Regions from separate parts of the Homo sapiens genome. Here region 1 is linked to region 2. A link is an interaction called in ENCODE POLR2A ChIA-PET data of the cell type or tissue named here. Cell type or tissue: Panc1. All regions are shown on one strand. Links, peaks and the distances in the headings refer to the core of each region. The heading gives the core; the rest is flanking DNA.

Region 1 (5,386 bases), core at 134-5,133, 53 kb before region 2:
AAAAAAGCCCCCAAGTTGTCCTGAAGTTGAGAATTTCTATCAGATAGATCATCAGATCACAACATGCTTAGTGCATTGCCAATGCTGCCTGTCTGCCCGAGCTCAACATAGTATCGATAAAGAAAGCAATTCACTCAGTAAGACTAATCATTACAGAAAAAAAGTCAACACAATTAGTTTCTAACTGCAATCATGCGCCACTAGCTAAAACCCAATCACCCCATAAGTTGAACCACTCTCAGAGACCCCAAATGAACACTAGTTTTGTTGTATGAATGTTCATTTCACTTGTCTACATTTTCCTTTAAAGGGAGAGGGAGGGGTGGAGAACTCACCCAATTTGGCACCCAAGTAAAAAACTGTCAACTACTTTTGAAGCAGGCCCAAAAGTTACCCTTTTAAATACACAAATTCAAGGACTGAAGAATTCTCATTATCAACCATGCTCAGTCAGCAAATGTTAACACCATGGTGACAGATAAGTCAGTGTTCCCACACTGGCACAAGCACATATATTATAAAAACCCACACTTCAGAGCCAAAGGTTAAAATCTGGTTTTAAGCATTCAGGAAGAAAAGAATATGGGGGTTTTTGCTATTTTTGTGAATGAAAAATAGATACAACTGTTCAACAGTTAAATAACTTAGACAACTACAGTTCATTATACAGCCCTTAGAATTTTATATTTCCATATAGGTAACTAACCTCGGTTGGGTAAGTTGAAGATAATTTATTTCAAGTTACTAAGTTAATGGAGTTAGCTGATTATCCTCATAGCACAATCTTTTAAAGCAACTGTCAACAGCAAATTCAACTTACTATGGCTTTTTAAAAGATTGAAAAGTTTACCAAAGCAATTCTTGTCGAAACTTTACTCTTTGTTCTTTCATGCAAAGAGCATTTGACTAACCTTATTACAGTGACGCCCAATACCCATTAGGAAGTTATCTGGTTTAATGTCTCTGTGTATAAAATTCTTTGTATGCACATATTCAATTCTACTGATCATCTGGAAAAAAAAGAAGGGAGAGATAATTGAGTTAAGTAGTAAATGAAAATCAACACATTTCTTAAGTATTTCAGTATCTCAATTATTTAGAGTTCACAAAGACAGCGCTAAAGAAAATGAAATGGAAAGGACAACTAAGTTCTCCATTTATTTCTAGGTTAATGGATATCTAAGCATATACCTGCTGTGTCCTTTGGCTTTACCTTCTAGTATTAATAATTAAAACCATGGCAGGGTCTAACCCCATAGGAAGACTTGGTGTTTGTGATTTTCAAATAATAAAAGGAATACCTGTATAATAGTTTCAGTTGCTACAATAAAGGAAATAAAATAAAAACTTTCCACACTCAATCCTAGGCCTTCTAAAGTAACCTGTTAAAATGGCCTTGTATTACCCAGACCTAATTCCATGTTATAAGATATACATATGCACACAAACAGATACACATATACTTGGGAGTGGAGGATGTTGACAGATTGGCAGATTAAGCTATAAGTAGTTGTTATAATTCTTATATAATCTCATTCCAAAAGTTAAATATTAAACATGCCATTCTTAAAAGCTTTCCTTAATTTCTTGGAAATTATGCAAAGTCAAACGCTATAGCTCAAATATCCTTTTTAATGGCTACAAATATTCTGTGGTAGAGATGTTATGTCTTCCCCAACTCACAGTATTCTCACATTGTTTTCCACTTTTTCCTACTATAAATAATGCCATTAATAGACATGTATCTTTACCCACTAGTGCTTTTATTTCTATGGGCTTCAAATCCCATATAATTATGGGGAGTTGCTGAGTTGAAGGGTGTATTTTTCATTTTGATAGATAATATCACACTGCCTTCCACAATAGGCTGTAACAATTTGGATTTACTCTTCTTTTTTTTTTTTTTTTTTTGAGACAGGGTCTCACTGTCACCTAGGCTGAAGTGCAGTGAAGCAACCATAACTCACTGCTGCCTCAACCTTCCAGGCTCCAGTGATCCTCACACTTCACCCTCTGGAGTAGCTGAAACTATAAGGTGCATGCCACTACACCTGGCTAATTTTTTTGTGTCAGCTAATTTTTAATTTTTGGTAGAGACGGGATATCGTTATGTTGCCCAGCTGCTCTTGAACTCCTGGGTTCAGGAGATCCTCCTGCCTCGACCTCCCAATGTGGTAGGATTACAGGTGTGAACCACCATGCCCGGCCTCGATTTAGAAGTAATCCTTCCATGAGGATTTTTTTTTTTTTTTGAGACAGAGTCTCACTCACTCTGCTGCCCAGGCTGGAGTGCAGTGGTGCAATTTTGGCTCACTGCAACCTCTGCCTCCTGGGTTCAAGCGATTCTCTTGCCTCAGCCTCCCGAGTAGTTGGGATTACAGGCACCCGCCACATGCCTGGGTACTTTTTTTTATTTTTAGTAGAGACAGGGTTTCACCATGTTGGTTTCCAGCTCCTGGCCTAAAATGATCCACCTGCCTCGGCCTCCCAAAGAGCTGGGATTACAGGCGTGAGCCACTGCGCCTGGCCCTTCTATGAGGATTTACTCTTCTATGTACTGTCAAGCTCCACTCTTTGCCTATTTTTCTTTCGGCCTATTGTCTTCTTGTTAGCTTTTAGGAGTTCTCGTCATAAAACAAACAATCTTTTATCTGTCATTATGTAAACAAATTTAAATTATTTTTTATTTTGACTGCTTATGGCATTTCTTGTATACAATAGAAGTTCTGTGTTTTTTTGTTTTTTTTGAGACAGAGTCTCACTTTGTCACCCTGGCTGGGGTGCAGTGACGAGATCACGGCTCACAGCAGCTTCAACTTCCGGGGCTCAAGTGATCCTCTCAGCTCAGCCCCCTGAGAAGCTGGAACTACGGACATGCGCGTTACCATGCCCAGCTAATTTTTGTATTTTTTGTGGAAAGGGGGGTATCGTTATGTTGCCCAGGCTGCTCTCGAACTCCTGAGCTCAAGTGATCCTCCTGCTTCTGCCTCCCAAAGTGCTGGGATTGCTGGCATGAGCCATCACACCCAGCCTCTATCTTTTCTATAAGACACTTACTTAGAAGTTGTATTTTTAAATAGATTACATATCCAAAGACTGCCAACATTATCTTTCTGTCCATATGTTCTTGCTCTACCCAGTAGTATCTGTTAGGATTCTATTTTTTATTTGTCCCCATTTTCCCCAGAGCTTTTATTATCATGAATACACAGATTCTAAATTGTACTCTTCTACCTTGACAAATGTCTTCTGAAGCCAAACTAGTAATCTCTGGCTTGAACAACTTACACCTGTTACCTGTCAACCACAGAGCAAGACTTAGGTGTCAACTACCTTAAATGAAAGCTTTCTTGTATCTCCCTTCCTCAGAATTATATTTTTTCACATTTGTTACCCGTGTACCCAACAGAGACTTCTACAACTCTACAACAAGGATGGAACATCTTATTTTTCCATCTTTCTTTATTAGACTCTAAGTTTCTTTCTAGAGGGAAGAGACTAATTCTTATTTTTTTGCCACCCCAACCCCCAGCACTAAGTACAGTGGTAGGCTCTCAATACATGTTCAATGTATGGATGCTTACGTGTTACTGAACAAACAAAAACATAAGCCATAACTCTTTTATTAGGATTCACTCATATATGTTAGTTAAAACATATTAAAGGCTTTTTTTTTTTTTGAGACAGAGTCTCGTTCTATCCCCCAGGCTGGAGTGCAGTGGTGCGATCTCGGCTCACTGCAATCTCCACCTCCTGGGTTCATGTGATTCTCATGCCTCAGCCTCCCGGGTAGCTGGGATTACAGGTGTCAGCCACCACGCCTGGCTAATTTTTGTACTTTTAGTAGAGATGGGTTTCACTATGTTGGCCAGGCTGGTCTCGAACTCCTGACCTCAGGTGATTTACCGGCCTTGGCCTCTCAAAAGTGCTGGGACTGTAGGCATGAGCCACCAAACCCAGCCCACATTAAAGGCTGTTAACATAAAAGAGATGGGGTCTTTGCTCTATTGCTCAGGCTGGAGTGCAGTGGCATTATTATAGCTCACTGTAGCCTGGAACTCCTGGGCTCAAGAGATCCTCGTGTCTTGGTCTCCCAAAGTGCTGGATTACAGGCGTGAGCCAGTGTGCCGCGCCACTTTTAACCTTTTAATGCTTGAGTTTGTTTTGTGCCACAAATATCACAATTTGCTCACATTTGCTTGAGCCACTGAGTACTTTTAAGGTTAAGAAGCTTGGGGAGTATCAGGTGCTGATTACAGAAAATGGGCACTACTTTCTAATCCTTGGAATTATAGACAAAGTTTTTTCATTGATCTATAATAGTTGTATATATTTATGGGGTATGTGTGATATTTTGTTACATGTATACAATGTGTAATTATCAAATCAGGGTAGTTGGGATATCCATTACTTCAAACATTTATATTTTGTGTTAGGAACATTACAATTCTACTCTTCTAGCTATTTTGAAATAAACGATAAGCTATTGTTAACTATAATTTCCCTACTATACTATGTAATACTAGAACTTATTCCTCCTAACTGTATTTTTGTGCCCATTAACCTACTTCTCTTCATCCCTCTGAATTTACAAACTTACTAAAATTCCACCTCAAATACCATGTCTGTTTATCTCATTTTACTTTATGACATTTACTTGAAAGAAGCTCACAGTGATGCTTTGGGTAATACATAAATAATAGTATTAAAAGGTAAGTGATAAAGTAAATAAAGGTAAGTGATAAAACAAATAACCTGTGTTCTCCTTTCCCTTTTCCTCATTTTATTTTCTTCTGTTATTTTCCCTCTTCCTTTTTATGTGATAGGCAAATCTGGACTAGAGAGCTGTCACAAACCCTCCATTATATTTTTAAATGTCATTCTCTTCATAGTATTTTTATAAGCACACTGAGTTTAACTTAAAGCATTTCCAGCATTTTCCTGCCCTTAAAGGTAACAAATACTGATCAAAACAAAAAATTATACATGTCTTGATATTTACCAATCATTACCTTAATGTATTATCTTTTCCCTTAAGGTTTGTTCCTTACTCATCTTTCTCATTTCTTAAGATCGAAATATCCAAACTTTGGCTGTAAAAACCATTTAATCTAACCTACAGCCAATGCATCAATCTAATTCATGACATCACCAAAATTTCCTAGGTCTTAAGTAACACAAATGGTTGAGAATCCATTACTCCAAGCAGCATCTACTTGGTCAAAAAATTCTTCCTTATATTACTTCAGGACCTTTTTATCCTCAAAAATATAGCTTTTCTAAGAGTCCCACACATAATACATAATATTCAATTTTGCTTAATTTAACCAAAATGTCAATAAACATTTATCAACAATTATATGCATACATACACTCTAAACTCTCC
Region 2 (5,386 bases), core at 251-5,250:
TCCAGAAATAGAACCACCTTTATATGGTCAATTGATCTGCAACCAAAGTATCAAAGCAATTCAATGGAGGAAAAGAAAGTCTTTTCAACCAGTGATGCTGGAAAAACTGATAATCTATATGAAGAGAATATATAGTTTGTTTCTTCTTTCTCTTATCCTCTTATGTAACATGGGATGTATTGACTTAATATCATAGTATGTAAATATTGTTAACTTTACATGGTAGTATTTAAGTTACAGGCTATCAAGGAGACAAGTAAACATTACCCAAGGACTTTGCATTCTCTTCTGGGGAAAGGGTTGATGCATTTTCAGTTGTATGCAGAATACTGTGTAATATCAGGTGGAAGTATGAACTTGTTATTGTCTTTATTTGGAAGCATGGTTTAAGGAGATGCATATGGGTACCAAGCTGACAAGTGATGGACTTGTGAGGGTTAACGTATCAACTTGGCTGGGCCTCAGTGTCCTGATAGTTGGTCAAACATTATTCTGGATGTTTCTGTGAAAGTGTTTTTGGATGAGATTAACCTTTACATCAGTAGACTTTGAGTAAAGCAGATTACCCTCCATAATGTGGGTAGGCCTTATCCAATCAGTTAAAGGCCTTAGGAGAACAAAGACTGACCTCTTCCAAGCAAGAAGGAATTCTGCCAAACTGATTGTGTTTGGACTGAAACTACAACTCTTTCCTGAATCTCCAGCCTGCTGGCCTACACTGCAGATTTTGGACTTACCAAGTGTCTTAGTCCATCTTGTGTTGCTATGAAAGAATACCTAAGACTAGGTAATTTATTTTAAAAAAAAATTTATTTAGCTCACAATTCTGCAGGCTTGGTAGTTCAAAGGCGTGGCCCTGGCTTCTGGCAAGGACTTCTGCGCTGGGTCATAATCTGGCAGAAAAGGTCAAAGCGGAAGTAGACACATGCAAAGAGAGAAAACCCAAGGGGCATCCTGGCTTTATAACAACTTACTCTCACAGGAACTAATCCATTCCTGCAAGAACTAATCCAGTCCCACCAGAGTAAGAATTTACTCACTACCTTGAGGATGGTACCAAGACACCCACGAGGGTAAAGCCTCCATATCCCACACACCTCTCATTAGGCCCCACCTCCCAACACCACCACATGGGAACAAATTTCAACATGAGTTTTGGTAGGGACAAACAAACTGTATCCAAACCATAGCATTCCAAGTCTCATAATCACATTAGCCAATTCCCCAAAATAAACCTCTCTGTGTGTGTATGTATACACACTTTGTTAGTTCTTTTTCTCTGGAGAACTCTAATACATTTCCTTACTTCATTCACGTCACTGCTAAAATGTTCTCTCCATAGGAGCACTTTTCTTGACCAAATTATTTAAAATATCCCCTTACCCATACTAACTCAATGCCCAGTTACTCTTCAACTTCTTACCTTGCTTTATTTTCCTTCATGGCATGTATTAGTATCTAAAATTGTGTGTGTGTGTTTACTCTTTTATTGACTTTACCTCCTTCACTAGAACATTAGCTCAATGAGACAGGAACTTTTTCTGTCCTGTTTACTAATGTATCCCCAGAACAGTGCCTGCTTCAATAATATCTGTTGAATGATTCAGTAGATTATATATGCACCATATATATATTTACATATATAATCAATATATGGCCTATAACCTGCTTTTTAAAATTTACAATATATCATATCTATAACGTGGATATCCTTACATGTCAATACTCATAGATTAACCTTGTTCTTATTGGCTGCATAGTATTCCATTGTGTGAGATACTGGGATTTATTAACCAGTATCCTGTTGATAGTTATATGGGCTATTTTTAACTTTTCACTTGGATGTTTTTTAAGTCACAATAAACATCCTTATGCGAATATCTTTATATACTTTGTGTGATAGGATAAATTAATAGAAATGAAATATCTGAGTGAAAATGGTTGTATCAACTTGCACCCTTATAAATTATTTCTATCCTTGCCCACACAATGGCAGATTATTAAATCTGTAGTGACAAGACCTTGAGACTGTATTCCAAGGAACTGAATGCATGTTTCAGGAGAGGGAGTTTCCCTTTCACTAGACATTTTTCTCATGCAGTTTCTAGCAGAGGTGCACTAACAGAGGAAACTTTCATCTAGAAACCAATAAATAAAAATCAAATATTACAATCATTCAGACAATACTTGGAAGGGTACTGATCCAGAATTTCAACTATAATTTTATCTGGTGGTATGGGACCAGACTGAAACACAGAAGCTGGAGGATATTGTCTATCAGGAAGTTTACTAAAAGGCTGGGTCTCCTCACAGGTCTATCTGACTGCTCCATCTATTCTTTGCCGGCTCCCCTTTCTTTGCCTGCCCCTTGGTTGTGTTCACCAGTTTTTTGGCCTTAGCCCTCTTCTTTTCGTGCATTTACTGCTTTCCTAGAGTGATCTCATTCATCTTATGGCTTCATGTACAACGGATATGCCAGTGACCTCCTAGTCTATATTGCCAGTCCAAACTTCCCTCTCTCAGAACCTTACATCCATCTTCCTGTTGACACCTTCACTTGCATAGCACAGGTATCAGCTAGCCCAAAATTTGTCTCATCCATCGTCCACCTGACTATCCAAGACAGAAATCCCAGAGTCAGCCCAGGTAGTCATCTCCTTACATCCCATAGGTCACCAAATTCTACAGATACTCCATCAAAGTTTTACTCTTACTTTCTCCTCTTCTACCTCACTATCACTGCACCTTAATCTGAGTCTTTGTCTCTCCCTTGGCCGAATACTACAACTTCCTAAATGATTTCTCACCTCAGCCTTATGTCTTCTGGGATCCATTTTCCACTCTCTAGACAGATGATCTTTCTAGAATTAAATAATATTATGCTGTTCTCATTCTTCAATGGCTCCCCCATTACCTACAGATTACATTTAAATTCTTGAGTATGGCACCCATGCCCTCATGATCTGGTGCCTGCTTATGTCTCCAGTCTTGTCTGTCACTGAACAATCCATGCAGATCATTCAATCCACTTATAATGAAGTTCCTGCAGTTTCTGAAAACACAAGCTAGTTTCATATTGTTATGCCTTGTCTGTACTTTCTGTCTGGTATAACTTTTCATTTTCCTGGTAAGAAATGTTTCTTTACAGACTCGGTAGGAAAGGTCACCTTATCTTTGGCTCCCTAATTTCCCTATAGAATTGCCAACTCCCTGTTGTAGCAGACACCGTTGGCTGCCTACCTAAGAGCATTCCTCTTTTTCTTTCCTCTTACCCAATAAGATCCCAGTTTTGTTAAGGCTACATGGCTCTATGCTCAGGGGACTGACCCAGTGATGGGTCTTCATCCCTCTAGGCCAGTGATTGGTTTAGCTATGCACGTGGGATACTATTCTAAGCAATGAGACATGAGGAAGGGTCTGCTAGAGAGCTTCTTCAAGGGGCTTCCTCTCTTGAAAAGACACAAAGTAGAGATGGCCCTTTCTTCTGTTGGACATTGTAGTTTTTGGATAAGTTGGATTTCTGTCACTGCAACCAAATGACTATTTTTTTTTTTTTTTTTTTTTTTTTTTGGAGACAGGGTCTCACTCTGTCGCCCAGGCTGGAGTGCAGTGACGCAATCTCAGCTCACTGCAACCTCTGCCTCCCGGGTTCAAGCAGTTCTCCTGCCTCAGCATCCTAAGTAGCTGGGCAGATTGCTTGAGCTCAGGGAGTTTGAGACTAGCCTGGGCAACAAGGTGAACCCCCTGCCGTCCCCCCCCTCAAAAAATACAAAAAATTAGCTGGGCGTGTTGGCACCTGGCTAAGTGGTGGTTTTCAATACAAAATGTAAAACAGGGCCAGGCACAGTGGCTCATGCCTGTAATCCCAGCACTTTGGGAGGCCGAGGTGGGCAGATCACCTGAAGTCAGGAGTTCCAGACCAGCCTGGCCAAAGTGGTGAAACCCCATCTCTACTGAAAATACAAAATTAGCTGGGCCTGGTGGCACATGCCTGTAATCCCAGCTGCTCTGGATGCCTAGGCATGAGAATCTCCTGAGCCTGGGAAGCGGAAGTTGCAGTGAGCCAACATCATGCCATTGCACTCCACCCTGAGTGACAAAGCGAGACTCCGTCTCAAAAGCAAACAAATAAACAAAGAAATTGTAAAATAGGCCCAGAGAGGGTATGAGATGCTGGAAGAAATGCAGGCTTTGAAGTCATACTTCTGAGGTTTCAGTCCCAGTTCTGTCATTTCCTGGTAGTGAGGCCTGTGTGAGCTTCTGAATCTCTCAAAATGTCAGTTTTCTCATTTGTAGAAAGAAGATGGTAACACTTATCTTTTAGTATCATCTAGCAGAATGCCTGGCTTATAGGCTCAATAAAGCAGACAGTCTTGTTATAAAAATTATTATACATTAGTAATGAGGCTACTAAATTTGTCTGTTATGTGATAAACGTTTAGCCACCATAACATAAATTTGTCTGTTATGTGATAAATGTGTGAGCCACCACGCCCGGCCAACCAATAATTTCTTGACTTGTCTTTCTTACAGATTGATATCTCAGGGCCGTGCATGGTGGCTCACACCTGTAATCCCAGCACTTTGGGAGGCAAGGCAGGTGGATCACCTGAGGTCAGGAGTTTAAGACCAGCCTGGCCAACATGGTGAAAACCCATCTCTACTAAAAATACAAAAATTAGCCAGGCCTGGTGGTGTACAACTATAATCCCAGCTACTAGGGAGGCCAAGGCAGGAGAATCTCTTGAACCTGGGAGGCAGAGGTTGCAGTGAGCCGAGATCGTGCCACTGCACTCCAGACTGGGCAACAGAGTGAGAGACTCTGTCTGAAAAAAAAAATTGATATCTCAGGAGACAGAAGAAATAATTCTCAAAACTTACGTTCTAGACTTAGTAGAATACACTTTTTACACGGTTATAGAGATCTTTGCAGAAAGCAACCACACGAGAAACACTGTGGTATAGTAGTAGACTTGGCTTCAAATCCCAGTCACCTATGAGCTATATAATCTTGGACAACTTACTTAATCTTTCTGAGCCTCAATTTCATCATCTGTAAGATGCAAATAATATCTATCATAGGATGATTGTCAGGATTAGAAACAATCTATGAAACATTACTGACATGTATTAGGCACTCAATAAGTAGCACCTGTTTTCATTATTACTATGGAAAGAGTGGTAGATTTCACAAAGTAGAATAAAAAATTAGATATGATCCCAAGACTGAGACTCTAAAAGAGGTAGACAGCTTTTAAAAAATTTATCAGAAAAATGTATTTACTTGACTCATAGCATTGCGCGTATTGTGGTGCTAAGTACACATTTGGCACAACTTACCTCTTTCTTCTCAACCTTCTTTTGCTTACCTCTGGAACAGCAAGTG

The links. Peaks named below come from ENCODE experiments on the same cell type or tissue, not always from the same donor. Only the 100,000 strongest peaks of a DNase experiment are listed, where the experiment ranks them.
Region 1: POLR2A ChIA-PET joins it to region 2 with 6 read pairs; 9 of 35 experiments call an interaction of 5 or more read pairs at or near these places.

What each region holds. Positions count from the first base shown.
Region 1 is chr5:149,519,379-149,524,764 of GRCh38, forward strand. CSNK1A1 (casein kinase 1 alpha 1) reads right to left here. Exons shown (of 10, transcript NM_001892.6): 4 at 912-1,010. Among named protein-coding and RNA genes, the nearest start is that of CSNK1A1, 29 kb to the right of the region's middle. RefSeq lists an enhancer at 4,094-4,263. In Panc1, for the core only: no CTCF peak of the experiment used is centred there; a DNase peak (open chromatin) is centred at 2,598.
Region 2 is chr5:149,572,129-149,577,514 of GRCh38, forward strand. It overlaps a transcript of ARHGEF37 not described here. Among named protein-coding and RNA genes, the nearest start is that of ARHGEF37, 6.7 kb to the right of the region's middle. In Panc1, for the core only: no CTCF peak of the experiment used is centred there; no DNase peak of the experiment used is centred there.